Linked DNA regions of Homo sapiens: regions 2 and 3 are each linked to region 1. The links are chromatin contacts, found by Hi-C in ENCODE. All regions are on one chromosome and are shown on one strand. Each heading gives the region's core, a stretch centred on a gene start or an enhancer-like site at or near the end of the contact. The rest is flanking DNA. Distances are from core to core; before and after follow the strand shown.

Region 1 (3,800 bases), core at 592-3,091:
TTTCCCCAGCAAGAGGGTGTCATTGGACGAGGAATCTTTCTACCAGGGAGGCTGACCTTAAAGGAGCTGACAGCCAGAAGTGCTCTGCACTCCCCACAGCCAGGCTCCACTTACATGAAGTGAGCTGGGTGGCACATCTCTATATCTACCACTTGGTGGCAGTAGTGAAAGGACTGAGATGAGGTTATAAAATGAAAATTCATCTGCCAAAACGATTGCAGGATATTGCTATTTGGAATCAGCAAAATATGAGGAAGATGTACCGGACTCGATTGGAAAATGTGAGGCTGCTAGACCGAGCAAGTACTAAATTTTAGCTCGAGCTTTATTTAGTAATATGGGTATAATTACCAGATTATGGATTCAACTATAAAAGCTGAAGCAGCTGGAAGTTGCTTTTGTGTTTCTCATCTAATTTGATAAAAACTTGAACTCAAAGGTGGTCCAAGCTAGATTTTGGCCTCTATACTGTAAACAAAGAATTTCTGTCAACTAAGTACTTCACGAGATAGAAATTCTAGTATGTATTTACCACATAGCAACCAGATAATCACCACCAACCTTCAACTATATCCTATTAAAGGATGCAGAAGGCACACTCTCCCCATCAAGACATAGGAGAGGAGTGTGCCAACAGCTATGAAGTGCTAGAGTAGTTGTTCTCTATATAGCACAATGCTGGTGAAAAATGCTAAAGATTAAATGGCCTCCCTCAATTCAATAGTGTATTAGGTCATTCTCACAATGCTATAAAGAAGTGCCTGAGACTAGGTAATTTATAAAGAAAAAGGGTTTAATCAGCTCAGCTCTGCAAGCTATACAGGAAGCATGATACTGTCATCTCCTCAGCTTCTGAGGAGGCCTCAGGAAACTTACAATCATGGCAGAAGTCTCTCACTTATGAGTGAGAATATACGATGTTTGGTTTTCCATTTCTGAATTACTTCACTTAAAATAATAGTCTCCAACCCCATCCAGGTTGCAGCAAATGCCATTAATTCATTCCTTTTAGTGGCTGAGTAGTATTCCATTGAGTAATTAATAGAGGGAAAATTAAGCTGCAACATGGATTTGCTTTCATGTTAAGAAAGCTACTGCATTTCATCAGCATCTTTTGTCTCAGCAAATTCAACTCCAGCCTGGGTGACAAAACAAGACCCTGTCTCATAAGAAAAAGAAACCCAAGCTTATCTAAGCTAGATGGGGCATTTATTTTAGCAATACTGTCCATGAACTCTGAAGAGAGACACCAATGATCTCATGATGACTGGAATTCCTTCTGCCACCTTCAAGCAGAAAATTGAAAACTACAGTCTATGCACACACATGCACCCTAAGGGTCAGGCTTTGTCAGCGAGGTCCTATCAAAGAGGATGGGGGCATTGCCAGGAGATACCCCTAATAAATCCATCCCCTAATACGTCCAGCCCTTAATGATGTCCTGGGATGGACTCTCCTTCACAGGCTCATACTTCAGTGTTTGTAAATATGTCATCATAACCCCACTCCAACTGGTAAAATAACTTCCCCACAGCAAATAAAGACACAGCCTAGACAAGTATTAGAAGCAACTCCGTTAGCACAAAGAAAACTTCTCACCAATCTCAAATTTTTCTGTAACTCTACATTCAAGATGCATTTTTACTGCAAAAACAAGTTCCTAAGAAGAACACAGGAATGAGGAAGGATACAAGACAAGCCAGGGGGGTGCAAGAGAAAAGAAAAACAAGTGTTATCCAGCTTGTGATGCAATCACAGGCCAAGCACCCATGGATGGAATCACTTAACAGGCTCTGGGGGAAAACAGACTGTCAGGTCCACTGTAGTGCCACTGGAGGGAGCAGGAGTGAAATAGTGACTGATATCTGTGCTAAATATACTGATGTTCTGAGATTATTGGGGTCAGGGGAGGAGATTGCAGAGAGAGAGAGGAGAAGATTGCATAAAACGGGACAATTAATAGATATGTATAGTGCACAGGCAAGTGGAGTGGTAGTACAAGAGCAAGGTAGCAGGCTCGTACAGTGAGGCTGTTTCTTGGGAAACTAGGGAGCAGCCCAAAGATAGTGGAATTACTAAGAATTCCATTGATATTTCCAATCAGCAATGGCCATTCAAGAGAAAATCCATGCAAAATTTGGGATCAAATGTTTCAGGCATTAAGGAAAGTTAGGGCGACTCATCCTTCCTTTCTCAGTTACGAAAAAAAACCCAACCTTAAATAGAGCAGACAATTTCCAGAATGGAATGCAAGGCCACTGTGAATTGGCTAGCCTCTATGCAAGCAAGGCCCTGCTTTAACGGTAGCTGTTAGTCCAGTTCTTTCCAGGCTGCTATTTTCCTTCTTAGTGACTTGATGTTACTTCTGAGTACATGTCTTGGGTCCTTACATCACATATTTTTTACTTCTAACCATAAATTCTAAAGGTGTGCTCACTAGAACGGGAGCCCTCTCTAGATCATTCTAAGCAAAGTTTGGAGAACTAGTTGCCTCCTTTCTTTGGGTTCACAGTTTCTATGCCTGTAATCAGTTGTCAGGATCCCTGTTGAGAATCTCCAGAATAAGTTTCTGCCTATACCCATGAATATTTATCAGCCTAATTCACCAGGAGGCTTAACCCAGAGCTTCTCCCTGACTTCTGGAAGCTCAAGGTTTTTTATACTACTTGTCACCAACACTGTGTTCCAGCATATTCCCAGATGATTAAAACTTCCAAAGCAGTAGACCTTTATTATTCCAAAAAGATTCCTCCATCAACATACCAAACTGATGAGGGATTGTAAAGTATACAGAGAGCCCCTTCTCCCACATTGAGGCACTTCTCCAGCAGGAAATAAGAATGTAGTTAGTCATAATAGAAGCTCATTAAACTTGACTAGGATTTTAACAGTTAGGGAAAGATGACAATCACTTAAAGTTCATTAAGATCCCATGTCAGTATAACCTTTAGTATAAAGCATGGCATGTTTTTGCCCACAAAATTTTTAATCTCAAATTAAATGAGACTTGACCCTTGATCTATGTTCCAATCCATAACAATATTTGGCATATGAGCAAAGGCCATATTAGTTTTAAAAAAAAACTAGTTTAATTATTATGAATTTTGTAATAATTATATTCTAACTCATAATGTAACCCCTATTTAGTGCAATTAGTAAGATTTGATTTCTAACAAAGCCTGATTCTACTAATATCAAAGATAAAACGTACTGGGAGATTGAATTAAAACTTCTACAAGGTGTTTTTCCACTGTACCTGATTCATCCAAAAATCCTCTCATCTATAAAAGAAATAAGAATACCGACCAACAAAAAAGTTGTCAGAATCAACTGTTGCAGAACTACAGAAATTAATCAAAGGCTTGCAACAATCTGGGAATAATTTATTTACCAAAAAAAAAGCTCAATCTTGGTAAGAAAAATAGGTTTATAGTTTTATAACTTCCCTTTTCCTATCTCCTCTCCCAGCTCAGTCACAGCCTCAAAAGTCAATAACCTACAATCACAGTGAAAACCAGCAGCCTGTCATACACTGAAGAAGGTGGAATGGGGTTGGAGCTTCTTTAAAGCACATTCACAGAAAATTGTTGTGATGTTAATTGCCTGTTGGTTCCCTAGAAGAGCCCACTGACAGGGTTGTCTTCATTTTTACCTTACTAAGAACTCTCCCTTGTGAAAAATTCTTTTCCCCAAAAGTGTTGAAAACAATAAGAGTCAATTGCATAATATTGCAGCTGCCTGAAGTGGTGGATAACAGTTATGGCTAACAACAGACTAATTAAAAAGCTTAAAGGGAAAGC
Region 2 (3,800 bases), core at 446-2,945, 480 kb after region 1:
AACAGCAACTTTATACTAGCAAAATGAAAAAAAATTAACTGAATAAACAGGTAACTGAATTAACTAGCTGTAACACTAGACTACAAAGTTATACAAGATTAAAAGTTATGAGGTACTATTTATTATATGTAAATATTACAAATATTTTTTGTTAAAAATATCTAAGGCTTTTGAGTTTTTGAAATGCAAGCTTTCCCCTATACTTAAGTATATTCATTATCTTACTGCTTTGGTCAGGACAAGAACTGAAAAAGAGAAATAATCTTGAGTTCAGAATGAACAATTCTTGCTATATATATTTTCCCACATGTGTTAGGAATGTTCTGTAAACCTTCCGAGAAATAGTGACTTGAACTAAATACTAAACTACTACCAAGCCCCAGGTGCATTTTTGGAAGTTTTTAGTCATTGGGAGCCATGGCATTTCTTTTCTCTGTATTACAAACTGTTACACTCACTTTCTTTGACTATTAACATTGGAACAGTAGACCTCCTGTTCTGTGACTGACTGGCAGGCAGAAATGACACAGACAGGAAATGGGAAATGGTTCAGGGTCTTGGAATTCCCCCGGCTCCCTAATTAAGTGGCTTGCTATTTGGAAGTTTTTTAAATATTTGCCCCTTGGAGTTCCCCAGAGAGAAGCAAGCATCGGATTCAACGGGCAAAGAGCGTCAACTTCAAAAGTCGTTCGTTGGTTGTCATACCACAAACATTTACTGCACGACACTGTGTCTATGGCACTATTGGGGGAGTATGGCGGGGGGATACAAAAGGTCCATGACTAGCAAAAGCCAAGGGTTTTTATTTACAAATTTTCTATTACCTAAGCATTAAAAAAAATTGGGCTCCTCTCTGGTTTATGTACAATTATATGTGCATGTACACCAATACACAGGCAGACGTATATATTTCATTTTATTGAAACATTCAGAAAATACTGGGAGTGAAGCCTGACTTGCAATACAGTTCTCTTTGCTGGCAATGAGCATCTGAAATAATGACACTTTTTTCTTTAGTGCATATGAACTGTTTGTCTCCAGAACAGAAAACCAAAAGTTTAAAAACAAGATACTCCCGTTGACATCAAGTCTTCAGAATTATTCATCTGATGCTTCCTAGTTTCCAAAGTTTCGCTTTTTTCGATTTGCACAGGCAGCTGTTGAACGCTGATGCTACACAAACGGTTACAATTGTTTACTTAAGCAAAAAATGCCACCAGACTGACTCCATCCTCAAAATGCAGTCATCTGGACGGGGGGAGGCATCACACTTGGGGAGCCTTGCCAGGGGCCAGATCATAACCCTGAGGTGACACAGGGTAGGACGCGCAAAACCACCGGCGCCAGGGCGTTTCCGCAGGGTTTCCCAAAACTCAAACGCAGCGGCTCACGGTTTGCCACGTCCCCCAGGAGAATGGTAGACACAGAGAGGAAATGTGGAGAGGGCACAAACCGCAAGGTGAAGAAAACGAACAAACACCGAGTTGATACGGATAGTCCCCGTTCCCCTGAGGGCCGACCCCGTGACTCCCGATGAGCGTCCAGTTGCGCCGGGCATCCTGGCCTCCCAGCGTCTTTCCCGGAGGTTCATCGCCGCACGGCGGAAAGCGCTCTCGGTTCCGCTTTCCGGCCCCAGCCTCCCGGGCGCCCTCGCGCGGCGGCTAACGCTGGTCCTCGGCCGGGCGCGCTGACGTCATCGTGCGTCAGAGTGAGCCCGGATGGGGCGGCGGGCTTCGGGAGCGCCCGGGCTGATCCGAGCCGAGCGGGCCGTATCTCCTTGTCGGCGCCGCTGATTCCCGGCTCTGCGGAGGCCTCTAGGCAGCCGCGCAGCTTCCGTGTTTGCTGCGCCCGCACTGCGGTGAGTGCTGCTCCTTCCGGGCTCGGGCGGCGTGGGGCGGGTGGGGACGCGAGGGCCCGCGGGGGCCCACTTCCCTGATGTGGCGGCGAACGAGGAAGGACGGGGCCTGAGGCCCTTCGGCCAAGGGTCGAGGGTCGCCGGGGGCTCTCTGCTTTCTACTCTCGCCAAGGTTTTATTGGATTCGGAAGCCCCAACTTCGAGACTTGCAGTCAAAGCGATTTTTAAAATGACTTGTTTTCAAGCCTCTGGCCGCCGCCCACTCTTCTGGCCCTTGGACTTTGACCAAGATGTTTTCTCGCAGTTTTTGCAAGGTTTTAAACTTAGCCCTCGGCGTTCTTTTAATGTAATACATTGAAACGAAGATATTTCGGTGGCGGCGATATTTCATATTTCATAGTTGCCACTGCGCTCTGTCATTCCAGTAGTCGTCTGTTGTGTATTGTGAGAAGCAACTCTGGGAAATTATTGGGTAAATCCCATAGTTTCTATTCTTTTCCCTTCCATCCTATCCCCTGCCCAGCTGCAATTTGCGTAAAGAGAATGCAGCAGTGCGGTGCACGTAGATAAAAATCTTTCATTTAAAGATAGGATATAAGACCGGGTGTAATTAAAGCAATCATGCCAGTGGTCGTAGTGCCGGAGCCACTGTTTCACAGGCCACTGTGTTAGGTTTTGTTTTCGAGTTGCTTTCTGTGGTCGTTGCTTTGAAATTGTAAGGGAATGGCAGAGTTTAAGAGTTTATATTAATGAACTCGTGGTGCATTTTACTGCAGTTTTCCTAGTCGTGGAGAGACTTGATATTACAAACTAACGTTGCTGTCTTAATTCCTGCTGTACTGCTGCTGACAGGGTGTAGTGGAGTGTCTGTCTGTCTTTTTAACCAATGTGCCTTTGCCTCCAGCAGAGTGCCAGAGTTACCTTTAGGCCAGAAAAGGGGAGGAGAGCAAGGACAAAATGTTTCCTGTGTGAAAATTTCCATCTGTCTCTGAAGTTGTGCGTTTTAAAGACACGTATAGTTAGTGCTATGGGGAGTATGTTGCATTTACTTATTTTAATTAATAGCTTTTTCATTTAGAAAGTTGTGACAAATTGCTGGAATTAAGATGTATTATCTAAAGTGTGAATTATTCTTAGACTTTACTGAATAAATTGAAGAGTATGTAAGTTCTATTTGGCATGCACATACAGTTTTCTAAAATACTTTTTGTTTTTTCTTTTCAGATTTACAACCCTGAAGAATCTCCCTATCCCTATTTTGTCCCCCTGCAGTAATAAATCCCATTATGGAGATCTCGAAACTTTATAAAGGGATATAGTTTGAATTCTATGGAGTGTAATTTTGTGTATGAATTATATTTTTAAAACATTGAAGAGTTTTCAGAAAGAAGGCTAGTAGAGTTGATTACTGATACTTTATGCTAAGCAGTACTTTTTTGGTAGTACAATATTTTGTTAGGCGTTTCTGATAACACTAGAAAGGACAAGTTTTATCTTGTGATAAATTGATTAATGTTTACAACATGACTGATAATTATAGCTGAATAGTCCTTAAATGATGAACAGGTTATTTAGTTTTTAAATGCAGTGTAAAAAGTGTGCTGTGGAAATTTTATGGCTAACTAAGTTTATGGAGAAAATACCTTCAGTTGATCAAGAATAATAGTGGTATACAAAGTTAGGAAGAAAGTCAACATGATGCTGCAGGAAATGGAAACAAATACAAATGATATTTAACAAAGATAGAGTTTACAGTTTTTGAACTTTAAGCCAAATTCATTTGACATCAAGCACTATAGCAGGCACAGGTTCAACAAAGCTTGTGGGTATTGACTTCCCCCAAAAGTTGTCAGCTGAAGTAATTTAGCCCACTTAAGTAAATACTATGATGATAAGCTGTGTGAACTTAGCTTTTAAATAGTGTGACCATATGAAGGTTTTAATT
Region 3 (3,800 bases), core at 632-3,131, 360 kb after region 1:
ATATCCTTCTGACAGTCACTTATGAAGATTTTTTTTCTTAAAACTTTTGATGAGAGCTGGGCTACAATTTGAGATTCTATTTTCTGGGAAGATCAGAGTGGCAGATAATCAGTGTTACTAATCTAAGGGCAGAATTGTATATGCATTCTCTGCAGTACCCCCAGTTTCTAATAATAACATACATCTGACTTTGACTTTTTTTTTCTTTAAAAAAAAAAACAACTCTTGGCTGGGCATGATGGCTCATGCCTGTAATCCCAGCACTTTGGGAGGCCAAGGCAAGTGGACCACCACCTGGGGTAAGAGTTCGAGACCAGCCTGACCAACATGGCGAAACCCCATCTTTACTAAAAATACAAAATTAGTTGGGCATGGTCACGCATGCCTATAATCCCAGCTACTCGGGAGGCTGAGGCAGGAGAATCGCTTGAACCCGGGAGGCAGAGGTTGCGGTGAGCCGAGATCATGCCGTTGCACTCCAGCCTGGGCAACAAGAGTGAAACTTGGTCTCAAAAAACAAAAAGACAAACAAAAAAACCTCTTGATGGTTTTTCCCTTGTTTACTATTTGATTTATGTATATTCCTTAAGCTCTAAATACTTTTTGCCCCAACTTGCCTTGGCATTGACTCTTAGTAGTAATGCTGAGTTCCCTTAGTTCCCTTTTACTTTTACCCTCAAAGCTCACTCAGATGTCCCCCTCCATGAAACTTTTACCCTTTACTTCTAAGCTCCCTGTTTGTTCTGAAAGCACTGTGCTTACATCTGAGTTCATATAGCCCCTAAATATGATTCATTAGTATATTTGTTCATTTCCCTCCTTGAAGTTGTGAGCCTCTCACAAAACATTGTTTGTAGGTGGTGGTGATTGTTAACCTCTTTATCCTCAAAGCCTAGTCTAATGCCTGTCATGTAGTAGCAGATGCTCAGTGAATGTTTACTGAATGAGTGGGGCCTGTAGGAAGTGGGGTTCTGCAGGGAGCAGTTCCTCACCAGGAAAATGGCCCTGTAAACTCTGTCCTCAGGAATGCCCATGTGCTTCCCCTGTGGTTTGGAATGAACTCTGCGCAACTCTGTAAGTTCAGTTATTCAGTAATAGACTAAAATGTCTGATGTGTGTCCCATGCTTAGCAGCCGAATAGAGTGATGACTAGGACCAGGCTCTTGTCCCAGATCAGGGCAGGCAAAATACAAACAAACCACATCCTGAGGCCTTCTCATATATGGCTGCATTGTATACCAATGGTCTCAGAGGCAAATGTGTGTTTTCTTGGATCTGTGTGAGGCTTTTGAGCCTTGGCAAAATCTGGCAGAAGCATTAGAGTAAACCAGTGATGGCAGTATATAGAATGAGGGGAGAGAGAGAACAAGGCAAATGCATTGCATCATTTAGGGAAGGCAGTTGGGGTATTGACTGAGCTTTTAGCCTTGAGCAATTGTTAAACTTGTTTTTATTTTTTAACTTTTATGTAAGTTAAATAGCTGCTTATTAAATGTACAAGCCGTAGAGAAAGTTGAAGTTCACACTCACACAGACCATTGAAGAATAACAGCTGCCTTGATTTTATGCGTTTCTCTAAGATTTTGTAGAGTTAGTAGAACTCAGGGAATGCCAGCTGATGTCTAGATGCTACTAGCTTAGGAAAGTGTTCTATTTCTCAGGGTAATGGATATTTACCATACTTTTAATGTAAATCTGGGAAACCTTACTTAGTCTAAAGTGAAAATCTGTGTTGGGTCATTTTATTTTCAAGGGATGTGCCTTGCAGTTTTTTGTTTTGCTCTTTTCTTTAACTGGAGCTATATGATTTCCCGTTTCGTTTCGTACTGAAGTGTTTGAGGCTTTTTCCTCCCCCGCCCAAACACAGAAGCAAGGAGATCAAGCCACGAGTATTCTTATCTTATTGGCAGTGACTCACCTATTTTGGCTCAGTCCTAAAAGGAATTCTGGTGGTTTATTTGGGGTTGATTTTTCCTTGGCTTATGTTCTCTGCACAATAGCTAGGAATTTAACTTGAGTCTAGTGCAGACCTGTCTCCTCGCCCACCTGGAGTTTGTGTTGTGACGTCTCTGTGCCACCACCACCTGGAGAATTGAGGCCTTGGGACAAGTAAGTTGTATGGGTTCCTCCGCACCCCCAGATTCAAATGATATTACAGAGAGGAGAATACTGATGCAGAGAATTTTCTGTCAGCCAGGAAAACTAACTGGGGGTATCTTTTTTTGTCCCTTATTGTCACCAAGCACAGAACCTTAGGAGAAATCTTGGTTCCTTAGAGCTGCCAGCTTCAATTAGGATTAACTTGTCTATTTCACTTCATAGCACAAGCCCTGTCTATGGCCCTGAGGGAGGGTGCTTGTTTCAGACATTGCAGGACAGGAATTTTCACTAATCCTCTTTGAGAATTATGTTGCTGCTCAGCAGGTGTTTATTTTTACCTTGAATTGATTTTTAAAATTTTTTGTGTTGGTCTTTAACTGTCATGTTTATGTAGTGGCACCTATCACTCTCGAGATGAGAGTACAGACAGTGGACTAAGCATGAGCAGCTACAGTGTCCCTCGAACCCCAGATGACTTCCTGAACAGTGTGGATGAGATGGATACAGGTTGGTATTCTTTATTCCTCTTAGTAACCTGACTTAACAGTGGGATATGTTATCACCAGGTCTCATAAGGTATTGTAAGCAAAGATGATTCAGAAGAAAACCAATTAAAATCCTGTAAATTTGAATTAAATTGATCCTGCTTTGTCTCTATACGGTGATTTGTAACTTGTCTTTTCCTAGTTTAAAAAAATATATATCATGGATTGGCCGGGTGCAGTGGCTCATGCCTCTAATTCCAGCATTTTGGGAGGCCAAAGTGGGTGTATTGTTTGAGCCCAGGAGTTCAAGACCAGTCTGGGCAACATGGTGAAACCCCATCTCTATAAAAAAACATACAAAAATAAGTCAGCTGTCATGGTACATGCCTGTAGTCCCAGCTACTCAGGAGGCTGAGGTGGGAGGATGGATTGAGCCCCGGTGATCACACCACTGCACTCCAGTTTGGGTGACAGAATGAGACCTCTTCTCAAAAAAAAAAAAAAAAAATCATAAATTGGATATATTAGCTCTATTTGAATAAAACTCTGATAACATGACTTATGTTAGCATGTTGATCTTAATTGGCAGGACAAACTGACAACCCTGTTAGAACATCTCTCTCCTTATAGATTAGTGTCCTTAATTTTGAGAGATGTCTACATGTAATTCAGTGTTTGTCTTCATCTTTTCTCTAAGAGTTTTTGGTCCACCTTAAGTGTTATGGGGCTCAGGAAACCAGGTGGGAAAGACTAGGAGGTGGGGCTCACTTACTTTGTTAGAATAGTTGCAGAAGGCCAGGTGCGGTGGCTTAAACCTGTAATCCCAGCACTTTGGGAGGCCGAGGTAGCCAGATCACGTGAGGTCATAAGTTCAAGACCAGCCTGGCCAACATGGTGAAACCCTGTCTCTACTAAAAATATAAAAATTAGCCACATGTGGTGGTATGCACCTGTAATCCCAGCTACTCGGGAGACTGAGGCAGGAGAATCATTTGAACCCGGGAGGCGGAGGTTGCAGTGAGCCAAGATCACACCACTGCACTCCAGCCTGGGTGACAGAGCAAGACTCCGTCTCAAAAAAAAAAAAAAAAAAAAAAAAAAAGAATAGTTGCAGGGGTCTTGCAGGAGCTAAGAAATACCTGCCTCACAGGGGTAATTACGGAAGCATTTCTCCTGTGGCTTACCTGGCAACCATTGCCCTAGAGTTGACAACTG

Evidence for each region. A loop is a pair of places that touch in the nucleus more often than their neighbours do. Pooled maps may share reads with other maps.
Region 2: a loop to region 1 is called in a map of endothelial cell of umbilical vein, with 10 times the contacts of the local background. The contact joins the promoter of BIRC2 here to the enhancer-like site in region 1. A Hi-C loop is called at or near these places in 3 of 168 maps with a recorded cell type or tissue (HCT116, PC-9 and endothelial cell of umbilical vein) and 5 of 50 pooled maps.
Region 3: a loop to region 1 is called in a map of IMR-90, with 3 times the contacts of the local background. The contact joins two enhancer-like sites. A Hi-C loop is called at or near these places in 2 of 168 maps with a recorded cell type or tissue (IMR-90 and endothelial cell of umbilical vein) and 2 of 50 pooled maps.

The regions. Positions count from the first base shown.
Region 1 is chr11:101,860,795-101,864,594 of GRCh38, forward strand. No RefSeq gene overlaps it. Among named protein-coding and RNA genes, the nearest start is that of CEP126, 52 kb to the right of the region's middle. Within about 2 kb of position 1,842, at least 5 of the 41 ENCODE cell types and tissues checked have a DNase peak (open chromatin) inside an H3K27ac peak, as active enhancers do; they include IMR-90, PC-9 and endothelial cell of umbilical vein, where a contact is called at or near this core.
Region 2 is chr11:102,345,519-102,349,318 of GRCh38, forward strand. It overlaps BIRC2 (baculoviral IAP repeat containing 2), which reads left to right and starts at 1,696. Exons shown (of 9, transcript NM_001166.5): 1 at 1,696-1,858; 2 at 3,080-3,800. RefSeq lists an enhancer at 2,248-2,317.
Region 3 is chr11:102,224,975-102,228,774 of GRCh38, forward strand. It overlaps YAP1 (Yes1 associated transcriptional regulator), which reads left to right. Exons shown (of 9, transcript NM_001130145.3): 8 at 2,495-2,607. Among named protein-coding and RNA genes, the nearest start is that of BIRC3, 91 kb to the right of the region's middle. Within about 2 kb of position 1,882, at least 7 of the 41 ENCODE cell types and tissues checked have a DNase peak (open chromatin) inside an H3K27ac peak, as active enhancers do; they include IMR-90 and endothelial cell of umbilical vein, where a contact is called at or near this core.